Linked DNA regions of Homo sapiens: region 1 is linked to region 2. Evidence: read pairs that join two places in POLR2A ChIA-PET (ENCODE). Cell type or tissue: Panc1. All regions are shown on one strand. Each heading gives the region's core, and the rest is flanking DNA. Links, peaks and the distances in the headings are about the cores only.

The links. ChIA-PET counts read pairs that join two places held together with the same protein. Peaks named below come from ENCODE experiments on the same cell type or tissue, not always from the same donor. Only the 100,000 strongest peaks of a DNase experiment are listed, where the experiment ranks them.
Region 1: POLR2A ChIA-PET joins it to region 2 with 20 read pairs; 2 of 35 experiments call an interaction of 5 or more read pairs at or near these places.

What each region holds. Positions count from the first base shown.
Region 1 is chr12:57,609,374-57,618,219 of GRCh38, forward strand. ARHGEF25 (Rho guanine nucleotide exchange factor 25) reads left to right here and starts at 2,062. Exons shown (of 15, transcript NM_182947.4): 1 at 2,062-2,618; 2 at 3,557-3,771; 3 at 3,891-3,986; 4 at 4,067-4,143; 5 at 4,321-4,387; 6 at 4,643-4,746; 7 at 4,958-5,027; 8 at 5,143-5,232; 9 at 5,316-5,408; 10 at 5,594-5,644; 11 at 5,864-5,941; 12 at 6,139-6,339; 13 at 6,464-6,644; 14 at 6,911-7,122; 1 more. The coding sequence starts at 2,522. The coding sequence ends at 7,521. DTX3 (deltex E3 ubiquitin ligase 3) reads left to right here. Exons shown (of 7, transcript NM_178502.4): 7 at 1-429. RefSeq lists a silencer at 1,955-2,474. In Panc1, for the core only: no CTCF peak of the experiment used is centred there; no DNase peak of the experiment used is centred there; H3K4me3 peaks cover 1,274 bases; H3K27ac peaks cover 301 bases.
Region 2 is chr12:57,418,609-57,427,454 of GRCh38, forward strand. The region is part of intron 1 of R3HDM2 (R3H domain containing 2); the gene reads right to left. Among named protein-coding and RNA genes, the nearest start is that of R3HDM2, 8.0 kb to the right of the region's middle. RefSeq lists a silencer at 1,724-1,924. In Panc1, for the core only: no CTCF peak of the experiment used is centred there; no DNase peak of the experiment used is centred there.

The sequences.
Region 1 (8,846 bases), core at 535-8,534, 190 kb after region 2:
CCAAGGCTCTGTTCTCCCCTCCCCGTGTACATATACTCCCGGTTTCCCTGCCCCTCCATTGCCCTTGGCTTTTTCTGGTATGTGCTGTGCTCCACGACCAAGCCGAGAAAGGACCTAGGGTGGGGAAGGGAGGGTCTCTTGATTCCTAACCGCCCCCACATACTGCTCCACCGCTGAACTTCGGGTGCCGGGGAGGAGAAATTGGGCTGATGTGAGCTCCCCGTCACCCGCCATGGAGCCGGCTGTGTGTGTTCATCAGATACAGTTCTCCCTTAACCTTGTCCTTTCTCTCCTGTGTCTCAGTCTCCGTCAGTCTGTCTTTCTCCGCTCTTCTCTGACCCCTGTGAGGAACCTCCTTACCCTGTTCTGGAATCGCTGCCAGACTGTAGCTTTTAATTTAATAAAAATAAAGTAAAATATGCAACTCTTTATGCCACACCCGTTCTTTTCCAGGGACTGGGTGGGGGTGGGGTGGGGAGAGGGACCTGCTGGAAAGGGGAGAGGGGATGATGGGGTGATCCCTGCGTGCACTCCCAGTCCCTCTGCCTCCTGAGGACCTGGGGAAACGGGATGCACCAGCGGGCTCTGTAGTAACACTGAGAAACCCTGGGTCACTTCGATGTTGGAATTAGTATTAAGAGGGTGTTTTTTTGTTGTTCAACTATGGTTGTAGAGAAAACAACCCTAGCCACTCTGCGAAGTTTGGCTGGGGTGGGAGTGGGGGCGGAGCCGGGCAGGGGGCGGATTCCGCAGCAGCAACTCCCCGGACGCGCGCAGGCCTCAAAGCCCCCCAGCTTCAGTGCCCCCTCGACCCTGAAACTTGGAGCAGGGTGGGGGTTCAGTATGAAGCCCCCGGACCGCCCCGCCCCTGGCCGCACTGACCGGATACTGGGGGTCATGGGGGGCATGCTGCGCGCATGCGCCCTCCCTGGGCAGGAGGGGGTAAGAATGGGGGCTCGCGGTGGGGTCGGGGGTCTTTCGGGGCCTTCAGGAGGGCTGCACCCACAACTCAACTTATCCGAAAACGAGTTCTGCGGGGCAGTCGCAGGAATACATGAATTCTATTACGAGGGCCATAGCCCCGTTCTGGGCGAGCCTTTTATAACAATGTGGGTTTTGACAGGTAGGAGAAGGGGAAGGGGGAGGTCAGGGCTGCCTAGGAGGGCAGGTTCCTTACAGTGGTTCTGTCCCCGCAGCCCCCAAGGAGAAGCCCTCTAGGGTTGGTGGGTACCGAGCCAGAGTCTGAACGTACGGAGGGAGATCACAGAAGGGATCGCGAACATGAGGTCCTCGCCGGGGCTCTGCAGCCCGGTAAGAAGCTGGGGGTGGGGTGGGGCACAGTTTGCTATCCTGCGCCAAGTGGCGAATTCAAAAATATTCTATTCTTATTAGCATAAAGTTCGCATCTAATTTGCATGAGACCCATTTAATCGCAGAGACCTCCACTCTTCTTGCCTTCGAGTCCAATGTGTGTCCCCCATCCCAGTCGATCCCGAGCCCTCGCAGGCAGAGTGTCCCCGCGCCCCACCCCTGGCCCCTCGCCAGCCCGGGCTCCAGGACTTCGCCTTAATTGGCGATTAGTCTTAGCTGGAGTCCCGGGGCCTGGAGGAAAGAAGGGTCCTGAGAGAGGGCGGCATCTGGGTTGTGTTCACCCACAAAAGACTCCCCATACACGCACCCCGTACCAGGGGGCCTCTGTCCACTCGGCCGGGGACAGCCCCAAACCCAGAACATCTTCGCACAGGCCAAGGCCCCATCCACTGAGTCCTCCTTCATCGCAGAGGCCAAGGGGAGACCTGGGCAGACCCTGCAGACAGGCTGAACCCCGACCCCAGCGCTCCGCAGAGCCCGGGATGCGAGAGGGAGGGGGACCCCGGGGCAGGGGAGCACGGGCTGGGGAGGGGAAAAAGCGCTGGGGACGTGGAGTGGGAACGTGGTGGTGTCTGGGGGAGGGGCGATCGGGGCGGGAACCCGGCGCAGGCAGGAGGGGGAACGCGATGGAGAGGGCGGAGCTGGGCCGCAGAGGCCCCGCCTCGTGGCGGCCCCGCGGCCAGGCCTGTTATTCAGCTCTCCGCTCCGCTGGGACCCGCACAGCGCCAGTGGCTCGGGGGTCGGCCCTCGCCTCCTCCCCGGCCCGGGCCTAGAGCCACCCCTAACCAGAGGCCGGAGACAGCTGGAGCGGCTGCCGCATCCCGGCCCAGCCTCCCCTACCATCCCTCCCCCTTCCACTGGACATCTGGACCCTAGGCCCCCGCACCGACAGGGTTCCGGAAACCCTCCCCGCCCAGCCCGGCGGCCGGGCCCCGCGCCTCTCTCTCTCTAGAGCCCCCAGCCCTCCTCAAGACTAGACTTCCGCCTACCCCTGGACACCTCCTCCCGGTCCCCTCCCTCCCCCCCTCCCACAGCCTGGACCGGGGTAGGAGGGAGGGGGGGTGTGCGCCCGGCGCCGTCCCCGCCCCGCCCCCCGTGATTCCCCCTGCATGGCCGGCCCGGGTGGGGGGCGCGGGGGGGCCCGGGCGCCATGCGGGGGGGGCACAAAGGGGGTCGCTGTGCCTGTCCCCGTGTGATCCGAAAAGTGCTGGCAAAATGCGGCTGCTGCTTCGCCCGGGGGGGACGTGGTGAGTGCCAGGTCGAGAGGGTCCAGTGTTGAGTGGGGGGCGGGCTGGGGGTTCAGGGCATCTGTTTGCCCTGGCCCTTGGGATTTAGGGTTGGAGACTGTATGTGTTTTCCAGGAAAGTGGTTTCTTAAGTGATCCCTAAGGTCCCTTCTGCCTCCAAATTTCTGTTAGTTCAAGTTAAGGAAATAGGGGAAGGGGCAGGGAACTCATCTCTTTCCCTTTGTCAAATGGGTTTGAGAAAAACCCACCCACAATCCCCTTAGGCCTAGAACCGATTATTTTCCTCAAACCTTTTGCTAAGAATCTACTTCTGAAGAGGGACAGGAGAATGGAGGAATGAGAATGAGGTGGTTCTACAAGGGGCTTTATAAGGAATCACAGCTCTCTGTCGCTGAGCACAGGCCAACGATAACCCTGATGGACCCTCCTCACTGGCCTCCTCTATTGGGTCTACGCATGTGTTGGGGAGGTGGGCTGCAGAAGTCTTTTCTTTTTATAGTGATTACTGCAATTGGTGGAGGAGGGGACTGGGAGTGGCAGATGGACCCAGCTCATCCTCCCCTCTTCCCAGAGAATGGTCTGTACCCATTGAAAGAGGGAGGGTTGTAGGAGAGCAGATGGCCACCCCCAGCTTCCAATGTCTGCCCAGATGGCTGCCCCCACCCCCATATCTATGCTATGCTCAGGATATGGGGAACCTCCACATGTAACTGGGGGTTCCAGGCCTGGAGAGCCAGGCGTTTACCTTACTGTGCTTTCTCCCAGGGGTGCCCTGGTGAAATTTTCTATCCTGGCCAACTCAAATGAGGATGGCAAGAGAGTGAGCCCTTGGAGAGAGAGGCTGAGCATCATGAAGAGAAGACCCTGGGAGTTCCCTGGGGACCCTGAGTCTGGAGCTGGGGCAAGGTCTATCACCTCCTCTCTTTTTCCTCCCATTAGAATCCTATTCCATTGCGGGCAGTGAGGGGAGTATATCGGCTTCTGCTGCCTCCGGTCTGGCTGCCCCCTCTGGCCCCAGCTCTGGCCTCAGCTCTGGCCCCTGTTCCCCAGGCCCCCCAGGGCCCGTCAGTGGCCTGAGGAGATGGTTGGATCATTCCAAACATTGTCTCAGTGTGGAAACTGAGGCAGACAGTGGTCAGGCAGGACCATATGAGGTGAGCAGGGAACGGCACCAAAGCATGTGGGACATCTATGAAGGACACTGGCAGAGAGGGCAAGTTGGGGCCACCCAGCTACTGTCCCCGACCTCTGACACTTGATTTCTGGCCCCCAGAACTGGATGTTGGAGCCAGCTCTAGCCACAGGAGAGGAGCTGCCGGAACTGACCTTGCTGACCACACTGTTGGAGGGCCCTGGAGATAAGACGCAGGTGTGAGGACAGGCTCTGGGGAGGCTCCTTTCACTCAAGGGGCATTCGTTTGCTCACCCTAGGATGTTCTTTCCTTCCAGCCACCTGAAGAGGAGACTTTGTCCCAAGCCCCTGAGAGTGAGGAGGAACAGAAGAAGAAGGCTCTGGAAAGGAGTATGTAAGTGTCCACAGCCCTTCCCTGCAGTTGCACAACTTCCAGAAGACTGTCCCTCACATTTTAGATGGAATTTCCTCCAAGGTTGGCTATGATGATAAAGGGGAGGAGGGAGGAACGGGCTGAACCAAGGATGAGCTCCGACGCTGAAGTGGGGGCCTCCTCCTGCTTTCATCCTAGGTATGTCCTGAGTGAACTGGTAGAAACAGAGAAAATGTACGTGGACGACTTGGGGCAGATTGTGGAGGTAGCTCCCTTTACCCCTTCCCAGCCCCTCCTGCCTGCTTTTCCATCTGCCCAGGGCTATTTTCAGGAGGTGCCTGGGCGCTCCTCTGTCCCACCTCTCAAGCCTCCCCACTCCTGGACCTTCCTACTCTGGGGGCAGGGCGGCTCCCACCAGGGAGGGGGAGGTGGAACACACCCTGGATTTGTGTACAGGAGCACCATTAAGGTGGGGAGAGGGCCACCACATGCTCATGACCCAACCTCAACTTTCCCACAGGGTTATATGGCCACCATGGCTGCTCAGGGGGTCCCCGAGAGTCTTCGAGGCCGTGACAGGATTGTGTTTGGGAATATCCAGCAAATCTATGAGTGGCACCGAGAGTGAGTGGTGGAACTCTGACAGCTAGGTGCTGGAGAGGGGCCCTCATCTGGTTGTCCTGTATCCTAACATCAGCCCATTGCGACTTAAGGAATGTTTGGAGAAGTTTTGTAGGGCACACTACCAGGGCAGACAGCTCGAAACTGCTGGGAGTGGGCGAGGTGGGGGTTGTGAAATGTATTTGACCTGCTGCTTCTCTACCAACCCCTCCAGCTATTTCTTGCAAGAGCTACAACGGTGTCTGAAAGATCCTGATTGGCTGGCTCAGCTATTCATCAAACACGTGAGGCTTGAGGGGGCAGGGCCTGGGGCGGGGCTTAGGAATGGGCTGGGATTCTCTGGAGATGCGTCCTCCCTCCTTGCCCACCCTGCTCTCTCTTAAACATTACCCCTGTTAGGAGCGCCGGCTGCATATGTATGTGGTGTACTGTCAGAATAAGCCCAAGTCAGAGCATGTGGTGTCAGAGTTTGGGGACAGCTACTTTGAGGTCAGTAGCTGAGATGTCTTGGTGGGAAGGAGGACAGAACTGGGGCTTTCCAGGCTGCATAACCACCCTGTCCCTGTCCCCAGGAGCTCCGGCAGCAGCTGGGGCACCGCCTGCAGCTGAACGACCTCCTCATCAAACCTGTGCAGCGGATCATGAAATACCAGCTGCTGCTCAAGGTCAGGACCCCCTTTTTCCTGGGGGCACAGCTGGCTGGCACAGCTGTTTCCTCATTCATCTCCCCAGGGTTCTTAGGGCTCCCCCAGACTTCCTGAGGGCCCTCACTGGTGTCCTCAGGGGAGGATGTGAGAGCTTCTAAGGGTGTCCTCGTGACCTCCCTGAGCATTTCTTCTCTCTGTCTTAGGATTTTCTCAAGTATTACAATAGAGCTGGGATGGATACTGCAGACCTAGAGGTGAGGACCCCAGATCTTCCAGGACACACCATGTGCTCCTTATCCTCCTAGTATCTCATGGGTTCCCCCAGCCCCTTGGGTGGTTTACAGCTGTCTGGTTTTTAGGGGGAGGCTGGTTGGGGTTGAGATACCGTCTGAAGAGGCAACTGGCCGAGGAGGCCTCTTTCCCAATAATGACTCTCTTCGCCCAACAATGCGCCTCCCTCACCTGTGTCCCAGCAAGCTGTGGAGGTCATGTGCTTTGTGCCCAAGCGCTGCAACGATATGATGACGCTGGGGAGATTGCGGGGATTTGAGGTACGGAGATAGGGCAAGAAACTGGAGGCCCGATGCTCTTCTGCCCCAGCCCTAGCATTCAGGAGGTCCTTATGGGGAGTTGTCTTCTCCTGGGGCTGACCCCATGGTTGGTTGGGCATGTCAGGCGAGGAAGGGAGGAGCAGAGAATTGTCCTTTTTCTTGTTCTTTTTCCAAGGCCACTATCCTTTTGGTTTCAGGGCAAACTGACTGCTCAGGGGAAGCTCTTGGGCCAGGACACTTTCTGGGTCACCGAGCCTGAGGCTGGAGGGCTGCTGTCTTCCCGAGGTCGAGAGAGGCGCGTCTTCCTCTTTGAGCAAATCATCATCTTCAGTGAAGCCCTGGGAGGAGGAGTGAGAGGTGGAACACAGCCTGGATATGTATACAAGAACAGCATTAAGGTGGGGAGAAGGCCACGAGGGAGGGCTTGGAGAGAGAGAGGGCATGAGGCCTCTGAGAGGATGTCTCAGAGGAGCCAGGGAGGGCCTGAGGAATCTGGGGGCTGTCTCCTATCTGCCAATTCAGGTGAGCTGCCTGGGACTGGAGGGGAACCTCCAAGGTGACCCTTGCCGCTTTGCACTGACCTCCAGAGGGCCAGAGGGTGGGATCCAGCGCTATGTCCTGCAGGCTGCAGACCCTGCTATCAGTCAGGCCTGGATCAAGCATGTGGCTCAGATCTTGGAGAGCCAACGGGACTTCCTCAACGGTGAAGCTCTCATCCTTTCTTCCCGATGTGCTCTCTCAGCCCCTTAACCTCCTGAATCCCTCACTGCCCAGTCTCCAGTACCTACCCTCTGACCATGGCCCATCCCCTTTTCCACTGCTAGCTCAAAATTTGATAGAATCCCCTAAAGCCCTAAGCAATTGACATTGGCTGACAGGGAGGGAGGGCAAAGTGGGAGAATGATACAGGCCCTAGGGAGCAGACCTGTCTCTGCGGTAACCCTCCTTCTGTTCCTCTCTTTGCTCCAGCATTGCAGTCACCCATTGAGTACCAGAGACGGGAGAGCCAGACCAACAGCCTGGGGCGGCCAAGAGGGCCTGGAGTGGGGAGCCCTGGAAGAATTCAGCTTGGAGATCAGGCCCAGGGCAGCACACACACACCCATCAATGGCTCTCTCCCCTCTCTGCTGCTGTCACCCAAAGGGGAGGTGGCCAGAGCCCTCTTGCCACTGGATAAACAGGTATGACGAATAGAGCTCCCTCATTGTAGGGATAAAAAGGGGAGAGCCTCTCTTGTTCTGGGACCCCAAGTTCCCTCCCCATATCATTCCTTCCTTTTATCTGGTCCTTCCTACTTCCCATCCCTTACGCTTCTCCCCTCTATTTTAACTCTGGAGAAGCTGATAGTCTCAGACAGTCTAAGATATCTAGCAAGAGGAGGTGGCTTGGCTAGGGACTTAAACTGAAAAGAGAGAAGTGAGGGTAGATTTCTGGCCTTTTTGATCCTCTGACTTGAATCTTTTCTTCAGGCCCTTGGTGACATCCCCCAGGCTCCCCATGACTCTCCTCCAGTCTCTCCAACTCCAAAAACCCCTCCCTGCCAAGCCAGACTTGCCAAGCTGGATGAAGATGAGCTGTAACTGGTGAAAACCATGGGGGTGGTGCTGACTCAGCCGCCTATTCCCCAAGGAGCTTCAGGGCAGTCCTTCTGGCACTGCTCCAGAATTCCTCCTTCTTGGTGTGTCTGGAGGGTGGGCAAGGCTGGGAGGGATATCAACTTGGAGGAGAACACCTAGACCCAAGGACTTTTTTCTGCCCAAGGAACACAGTTTCCTTCAGCTCCCATCCCTATGCATGCATCATGGTCCCCCCAAAAGGAGGATATGTGGGTGGGTGGGAGGGCTGGGGCAGGGGCCAGATAGAAATTATTGGTTTTGTTTTTTAATTTTGTTTTTCCTGTTTTCTGAGAATAAAGGTTTTGTTATATCACCGAGGCTGCTGTCTTGGCAGAGGGAAGGGGAGGCTGTAGTGGGGGTAGGTGGGGTGAAGTGATATGGAAGAGATCGGTTGGCCCCAGCCATTGGAGGAGGGGGTCTGGTGAAAGGAGAAGGGGACAGGGTGTAAGATAAAAGATGTTGCTATCTTTGTCCCTCAACTGCAGTTGCAGCAGTTGAGGGACAAAGACTGAGGCATGGAACCACTGGAAAGCCCTTAGATTCTTCTTCTTCCCTTTTTTTTTTTGTAGAGTTAGGGTCTCACTATGTAGCCCAGGGTCTTGAACTCCTGGGCTCAAGTGATCCACCAGTCTTGCCCTCCCAAAGTGCTGGGATTGCAGCCATGAGCCGTTGCATCTGGCCAGCCCTAGATTCTTGATGTATCCTCTTTACCCAGCCCTTCTTTTTCCCTACCCACCCTCTGGTCTAGACCCCACCAGAAAGCCCAATGCAGTGTGACTTCTCACCATTCCCCCAACACCCAGATACGAAAGCACAAAATGCCAATGTACCTTTCCTTCTGAGGCTACCATGTTCAGCTGAGGGAGGATGGGAAGGTGGAGAGGATCCTGGGGGCTGAGACCTTTTCCTGGCTCTGGGTCTCCTTATCTTTGCTCTCTGCGAGGTCATAAGCCATGTTCATAGTGAGCAGAAGGGGATTCTTCTTCAAGCCATGGACCCAAGAGCGGACAGCCCAAGGGGATCTTCACCCCTCCCAACTTCTGGGAGAGCCGCTGGAACAGAGCGAGCCAAACATTCACACAGCCATGTCCAGATGCCCTGTCCTGGGTCCTTAATGCATCTCCGAGTCCACTGTATCCATTCGTCCCTTGGGCTCAGTCACGTGCACTTGGGCTTCCTCAACAGACAATAGACTGCTGGGGTGGGAGGGTGAGGAGGAGACCTGGAGCCTCCCTGTGGGCCCGAGGTCCCTTTAGCCGATAATAGGGAGGGATTCCTAAGGGGGGTAC
Region 2 (8,846 bases), core at 407-8,406:
AGTACAGTGGTGCGATCTCAGCTCACCGCAACCTCTGTCTCCCCGGTTCAAGTGATTCTCCTGCCTCAGCCTCCCCAGTAGCTGGGATTACAGGCACCCACCACCACGCCCAGCTAATTTTTTGTGTGTATTTTTGGTAGAGATGGGGTTTCACCATATTGGCCATAGTGATCTCAAACTCTGACTTCAGGTGATCTGCCCGCCTTAACCTCCCAAAGTCCTGGGATAACAGGCATGAGTCACTGCACTCGGCCTCAGTATCTCTTATATAGACTACAATAGCCTCCTAACCAGTGTCACTCCCTCTACTCTAAATCCAGTATAAGTATTTCTTCAAATTGCTGCCAGTTTCCTTTGTAAAATACAAAATAATCATTTCATTTCTCTGATTAAAAATCTTCAGTTCACCTTTGTCTCATATGCCAAATTTCTTAATATAGCTTGTAAAGCCCACCATAAAATCAGGCCCTAAATATATCTTTCTCTTCAGTCATTCAAAATACTGCCCCATATATACCATCCATATTCTCCTTTCCTTTTTTTTTTTTTTTTTGATACGGATTCTTGCTCTGTCACCCAAGCTGGAGTACAGTGGAGTGATCTCGGCTCACTGCAACCTCCGCCTCCAGGGTTCAAGAGATTCTTGTGCCTCAGCCTCCCCAGCACCTACGATTACAGGCAAGTGCCACCATGCCTGGCTAATTTTTTGTATTTTTAGTTGAGACAGGGTTTTATCAGGTTGGCCAGGCTGGTCTTGAACTCCTGATCTCATGATCTGCCCGCCTCAGCCTCCCAAAGTGCTGAGATTACAGGCATGAGCCACTGTATCTGGCCATCTTTTTTTTTTTTTAGAGACAGGGTCTCACTCTGTTGACCAGCCTGGGGTACAGTGGTGCAATCATAGCTCACTGCAACCTCAAACTCCTGGGCTCAAGTGATCCTCCCACCTATCTCTCAAGTAGCTGGGATAAAAGGTGCATGCCACCACATCCAGCTAATTGCTTTAACTTCTGGTAGAGGTGGGTGTCTCACAATGTTGCCCAGATTGCTTTCAAACTCCTGACATGATGTAATTCTCCCGCCTTGACCTCCCAAGGCACTAGGATTACAGGTGTAAGCCACCGTGCCCAGCCTCATACCATATTCTTTAATACCTCTAGGTCTTTGCCCAGGCTATTGTATCTGCTTGAAATGCTCCCCCACCTTTACACTACCCCATGATATCTTTGCCTGCCTAGCCATACAAGTACCCTCAGCAGCTATCTCTCCCACTCTCTCAACAGCTATTCGAACTTGCCTCTCTTCTCAAGGCCCCTATTCAACCAACCTGCCTTACGCTAAGACATCAGCTCCCTGACCCAAAAAAATAAGTCTCCTACATCACAAGTAATATAAAGGTCATAAGGCAGAAACTCTCTCAAATTCCTTTGTTTAGATACCAAACATTTCTCCCCACCCCTTTCCTGACCTTTTCCTTCTCTTAATGAAGGGGATAATAATTCTACCCCTACTTTAGATTGCATCTTCTCTGCAGGCTCAAGAACTTCATTCTGTTATCATGGCTCTGTATTGTCTTGTTCATTCTCCTGTATATATAAATATGCTCGAGTTTGTCATCTTAAAAAACTCTTCCTTGCACATTCCCTCTAATTACTGTCCTCTCTCTCCATCTCTTTGCAGTCATCTTGAAAGACAAAGTTTGTTTTTTCTCTCCTCCCATTTATTCCTCAAAATGTTATCATCATTCTAATGACCCTGCTCTCACTGAAGACACCAATGACCTGACTGTCAAATCCAGTGAGTTATTTTCTGTCCTTATCCTACTTGGTCTTTCTACCACCTGTGATACTACTGCCTTCCTCCTCCTTGAAACTCCTCCTACTTCTCATTACACACACTTTACTGGTTTTCTTTTTTTTTTTTTTTTTTAATAGAGATGAGGTCTCATTATATTGCCCAGGCTGGTCTCAAATTCCTGGCCTCAAGTAATCCTCTCGCCTAGGCCCATAGTATTGGGATTACGGGCGTGAGCCACTGCGCCCAGGCTTTACTAGTTTTCCATCTATCTTTAGGCCTCCTCAGATTTCTTCTGGGGCTCCACTTCCACCAGTCACACCTTTAACTACCAGTGTTCTCTAAGTCCTCTCCTCAGCCTGCAGCTCTTCAGTCTCAACATGCCTCTTAGCTGACCCAAACCATCACTTCAACTACAACGTATATACTACTATACTGCTGACTCCCAAATCTCTCTCCAGTCCCAACTTCTCTGACTCTGGACTGGTATATCCAACTACCTAGCAGGCATTTCCATATGGTTCCACAGGTACCTCAAATTCAACCATTCAAAAACCAAACATCTCATCTTTTGTTCCCAAACGTGCATCTTCCTATATTCCCTAATTTATAAATGGAAGTCACTATCCACCTTAGCATGGAACCCAGAAAACTAGAAGTCATCCAAGAGCTCATCCTTCTCATTACCACTATTATCCTCTCTCTTGCTCTGTAGCTTTGTCAATCACGCATGTACACATCTCCATGTCTAACAGATTCTTTTTTTTTTTTTTTTTTCTGAGACAGAGTTTTGCTCTTGTTGCCCAGGCTGGTGTCTCGGCTCACAGCAACCTCCGCCTACTAGATTCAAGCAATTCTCCTGCCTCAGCCTCCCGAGTAGCTGGGATTACAGGCATGCACAACCACTCCCGGCTAATTTTGTATTTTTAGTAGAGATGGGTTTCTCCATGTTGGTCAAGCTGGTCTCCAACTCCCGACCTCAGGTGATCCGCCCACCTCAGCCTCCCAAAGTGCTGGGATTACAGGCGTAAGCGACCACACCCAGCTCTTTTTTTTTTTTTTTTTTTTTTAAAGACAGGGTCATCACTTCTCTGCCTTTTGGCTAAGATCAAGGGTAGTAAAAGACAGGGTCTCACTCTATTGCTCAGGCTGGAGTGCAATGTGGTGGGATTGTGGCTTACTGCAGCCTTGATTCCCAGGTTTAGGTAATCCTCCCACCTCAGCCTCCCAAATAGCTGGGACTATAGGTGTGTGCCACCAGGCCCAGCTAATTTTTCTTATATTTCTTTAGAGGCAGGTTCTCACTAAGTTGCCCCAGGCTAGTCTCGAACTGGGCTCAAGAGATCCTCCCACCTCAGCCTCCCAAAGTGCTGGATTATAGGTGTGAGACACTACACCCAGCCTATCTATTAAATATCTCATGGTGGCTCATGCCTGTAATCCCAGCACTCTGGGAGGCCAAGGGGGGCGGATCACCTAAGATCAGGAGTTCACGACCAACCTGACCAACATGGTGAAACCCATCTCTACTAAAAATACAAAAATTAGCCGGGTGTGGTGGCGTGCACCTGTAATCCCAGCTACTCAGGATGAGGCAGGAGAATCGCTTGAACCCGGGAGGCAGAGGTTGCAGTGAGCCGAAATGTGCCACTGCACTCCAGCCTGGGAGACAGAGGGAGACTCCGCCTAGCAAAAAAAAAAAAAAAAAAAAAAAAATTTTGAGTCCATCTATCCCTCTGCACTTGCATGACTACTTTAGACCCTATTTCTTATCTAGATTATTGTGATCCTCCCTAAACTGGACTCCCTAATTCCAGTCTATTTTCCAATCCAGTCTCCAAATTGCTATAAGAGATATTTTTAAAAAGTAAATCCTTCAGTAGCTTTCATAGTTTAAGACAAAACTCGAACTTTTTAGCCTATCAAATAAGGACTTCAATATCAGGCACCTAGGTACCTCTCTAGTCTTTTCTGTAATTCCCACAAGAATCCCATATGTAGCCTCATCCCATTCCGTGCAGTTTGGCAAAGACTCTGTTACCTTGCTCTATACCTCCATGATTTACGTAGGCAGTGCCTCCCCAGAACTTTCTTCCCCATACTTCACCTAGCTAACTCCCAGGTAGTTAAGGAAAAGCCAGAAAGGCTGACAGGGGCCAGATCATAAAGAGTTTTTGTAGGCCATAATCTTAATAAGTCCTTCAAGAGATACATATGCCACTAGGTTTAAGAACGAGAGATAGGGAGAATACAACAGAAACTTTCAGGAAAATGAACATTTAAAGGACAGGGGCCAGGTGCAGTAATTCACATCTACAATCCCAGCACTTTGGGAGGCCAAGGCAGGACAGGACGACTGCTTGAGCCCAAGCGTTCAAGACCAGCCTGGGCAACACAGGAAGAACTCATCTCTACAAAATTAAAAAATAAAATTAGCTGGATGTGATGGTGTGTACCTGTAGTCCCAGCTACTTGGGAGCCTTGAGCCCAGGAGGTGGAGACAGCAGTGAGTCATGATCATGCCAGTTTACTCCAGCCTGGACAACAGAGCAAGACCCTGTGTCAAAATAAAAAATAAAAATAAAAAAATATATAAATGAAGAATGGGCAGGAGAAAAAGAGCCAGGAAAGCAAGTAAAAAAGTATAGCGTCACCAAATATTTGAAGAAGGAGAGGGGTCAACAGTAATGAATGCTGCAAAAACAACAGAGTAAGAAAAGGATGAAAAGAGATCTGTGGCCGGGCGCGGTGGCTCATGCCTGTAATCCCAGCACTTTGGGAGGCCAAGGCAGGTGGATCACCTAAGGTCAGGAGTTCAAGACCAGGCTGGCAAACATGGTGAAACCCCCCATCTCTACTAAAAATGCAAAAATTAGCCAGGCACGGTGGCGCACCCCTGTAATCCCAGCTACTTGTAAGACTAAAGTGGGAGACTTGCTTGAACCCAGGAGGCGGAGGGTGCAGTGAGTCGACATCATGCCACTGCACTCCAGCCTGGGCAACAGAGCAAGACCCTGTCTCAAAAAAAGAAAGAAAAGAGATCTGTTAAATTTTACAAGGTCTCCCATATTCTTCCCATTGATTTTGATGGTTGCTGGGAGCTGTCTCTACCAACAGCATTAGAAACTTTAAGTGGGCCAGGCGTGGTGCCTCATGCCCAGCACTTTGGGAGGCCGAGGCGGGTGGACTGTCTGAGCCCGGGAGTTTGAGACCACCCTGGCCAACATGGTGAAACCCCATCTCTACTAAAAATACAAAAATTAGCCAGACGTGGTGGCGGGCACCTGTAATCCCAGCTACTCGGGAGGCTGAGGCGATTGCTTGAACCCAGGAGACGGAGGTTGCAGTAAGCCGATATCATACCACTGCACTCCAGCCTGGGCAACAGAGCAAGACTGTCTCAATTAAAAAAAAAAAAAAAAAAAAAAAAGGCCAGGTGCAGTGGCTTACACCTGTAATCCCAGCCCTTTGGGAGGCTGAGGCGGGAAGATCACCTGAGGTCAGGAGTTCGAGGCCAGCCTGACCAACATGGAGAAAACCCATCTCTACTAAAAATACAAAATTAGCCAGGTGTGGTGGCACATGCCTGTAATCCCAGCTACTTGGGAGGCTGAGGCAGGAGAATCGCTTGGACCCAGGAGTCGGAGGTTGCGGTGAGCCAAGATCGCGCCATTGCACTCCAGCCTGGGCAACAAGAGCAAAACTCTGTCTCAAAAAAAAAAAAAAAAAAAAAAAAAGGAACAAAGAAACTGTAAGTGAACACTTCTCATGGGTATACATTCACCTGCTACAGTGCTACAGGCTGGAGTACAGTGGCGTGATCTCAATCACTGCAACTTCCGCCTTCCAGGTTCAAGCAATTCTCGTGCCTCAGCCTCCCGAGTAGCTGGGATTACAGGCATGTGATACCATAACACCCAGCTAAGGTCTTGTATTTTTAGCAGAGATGGGGTTTCATTATGTTAGCCAGGCTGGTCTTGAACTCCTGACCTCAAGTGACCCACCCGCCTCAGCCTCCCAAAGTGCTGGAATTACAGGCGTGAGCCACCACACCTGACCATATATTTCAAATGTACCTACCATTAAATTTGGATTGTCACTGCCTTAATTACTTTCCTCCTAGTCTTCTGTTATTAATCCTGTAAGCTTTCACAAGTCTGACCCACCCTTTTCCAAGACACCAAGGATTTCTTGATGCCCATACTGTTCCTCATAAACAAAAACCATAAATTCTTACAATTGTCATACGCAACAAAGACACAGGCCCAACAAAAATATGAACTGTATTTTTTGAAAACCTAGCCTTTTTGGGGTTTTTAAGAGACAGGCTCTCATTCTGTCACCCAGGCCAGAGTATGGTGGCACAATCATAGCTCACTGCAGCTGCAAACTTCTGGGCTCAAGCAATCCTCCCGCCTCAGATTCCCAAAGTGCTGCACTACAGGTATGAACCACCAAGCCAAGCCTATACAATATTTTTAATAACGGTGCACGTAAAACAAAGTTTTGACTGTAATTTGTCACATGAGCCTGGGCAACAAAGTGAGACTCCGTCTCAAAAAAATAAATAAATAAAAAGAAATTATTCAGTCAGGTGCGGTGGCTCACGCCTATAATCCCAGCACTTCAGGAGGCTGAGGTGGGTGGATCACCTGAGCTCGGGAGTTCGAGACCAGCCTGACCAACATGGAGAAACCCTGCCTCTACTAAAAATACAAAATTAGCCAGGTGTGGTGGCGCATGCCTGTAATCCCAGCTACTGGGGAGGCTGAGGCAGGAGAATCACTTGAACCCAGGAGGTGGAAGTTGCGGTGAGCCGAGATCGTGCCATTGCACTCCAACCTGGGCAACAAGAGCGAAACTCCGTCTCAAAAAAAAAAAAAAATTATTCACAAAATGAGAACTACTAATATAATTCTAGAAGATGCAGTTATTTCTTTATACTAATAATATCAGAACTATGTCCAGACAAATGCATAGCAGATCCCCAATTCTTGCACCTCCCATTAACTGTTCTCTCCTAGGCCTGGCAGCTTTCAATGTCCTCGCAAAGGTTTAAGCAAAAGCCTTAGCTTTGCCACTAGCATTCCTACAAAGTGTTAAAAGCACACTTCAGGCCGGGCGTAGCAGCTCACAACTGTAATCCCAGCACTTTGGGAGGCCGAGGCAGGCGAATCACCTGAGGTCAGGAGTCCAAGACCAGCCTGGCCAACATGGTGAAACCCTGTCTCTACAAAAAAACAAAAATTAGCCGGGCATGATGGCGGGTGGCTATAATCCAGCTAGTTGGGAGGTTGAGGCAGAAGAATCGCTTGAACCTGGGAGGCGGAGGTGGTAGTGAGCTGAAATCAGGACACTGCACTCCAGCCTGGGAGACACAGCAAGACTCTCTCAAAACGAAAAACGCACACTTCACTCCCTTTGCCTTCCTGAGCTAAAGAAGAGTAGCCAAACCGCCCCAAAGAGAAATCTCATCCAGGTTACTCTAGCCGGAAGATCAATGGAGGTAACTAATGTACCAACCAAGAAACTAAGGAAAGATAGGTCAGGCGCGGTGGCTCATGCCTGTAATCCCAGCACTTCGGGAGGCCGAGGCGGGCAGATCACCTGAGGTTAGGAGTTCGAGAGTGGCCTGGCCAACATGACAGAACCCTGTATCTACTAAAAATACAAAAATTATCCAGGCGTGGTAGCCGATGCCTGTAATCCCAGCTACTTGGGAGGCTGAGGTAGGAGAATCCCTTGAATCCAGGAGGCAGAGGTTGCAGTGAGCCAAGATCACACCATTGCACTCCAGCTTGGGCGACAGAGCGAGACTCCATCTCAAAAAAATAAATTAATTAATTAATTAAGGAAAGATAAAATGAGGGATAACCCACAGAATTTAGGGTGCCTGCTCCTTTTTATCCTCAAACTTAGCATAGATTTAGTTGCTAAAAATGCCCCCCAAAATCAATCTGTGAAAAAAGGATCAAGTGTTCTCTAGAACTGAACATTCTACCATTGTTAGAGAAACCTATTCTTAAAGTTTTTAAGCTCAACTGTCTCTACATGAATTGGTGGGGTTGAGGGTAGGAACTAGCCCATAAAGACAGAACTATAAATATTAACATCTTCAGGCTACTGAAAACTCAAAGTGGAACCAGCCTGCTCAGCTAGGTAGGGTCAGAGAAGTAACGAGTGATATTTGTCTTGGAAGGGACATGAACAAACCTCAAGGGAAGAGCATGAAGTAGGTAAAAATTCTAGCCACAATAAATCTGAGATAAGACTACCAATACCAAAGACTTCCACACTCCATCCTCTTCTCTGCCCTCAGAGTATTTTCATTCAATGGCCCCAAAGCACGAGATGTTTGTCCAAAGAGAAACATCCCCAGAAAAAACATCTCAACATCTCTCAATGAGTACCTTAGAAAACCAGGTTTTCCTAGTGAAAACCCATCCCACCCTTCCAAGGACAACTAATCACGATGAAAAATTCATGGAAAGAGTTCAAGGAAAAAACTCCTCCTTACCTACTCAGTCAATAAATCTGTTGTGCACTTTACTGAACATCAAGTGCTGTGCTAAGTGCTGAGGATACGGAAATTAATAAAACAAAAATGTGGCTGGGCACAGAGGCTCACGCCTACAATCCCAGCACTTTGGGAGGCCGAGGCAGGAGGATCACCAGGTCAGGAGTTCAAGACCAGCCTGACCAACACGGTGAAACACCATCTCTACTAAAAATACAAAAATTAGTTGGACGTGGTGGCGCGTGCCTGTAATCCTAGCTACTCAGGAGGCTGAGGCAGGACAATCACTTGAACCCGGGAGGTGGAGGTTGCAGTGAGCTGACATCGTGCCACTGCACTCCAGCCTGGGCGACAGACAGAGGTTCTGTCTCAAAAAAAATAAATAAATAATAATAAAATAAAATAAATAAAACAAAAATGCCTGCTCTCCTGAAGCTTTTTTTTTTTTGAGACAAAGTCTCAGTCTGTTGCCCAGGCTGGAGTGCAGTGGCACGATCTCAGCTCACTGCAACCTCAGCCTCCCAGGTTCAAGCCA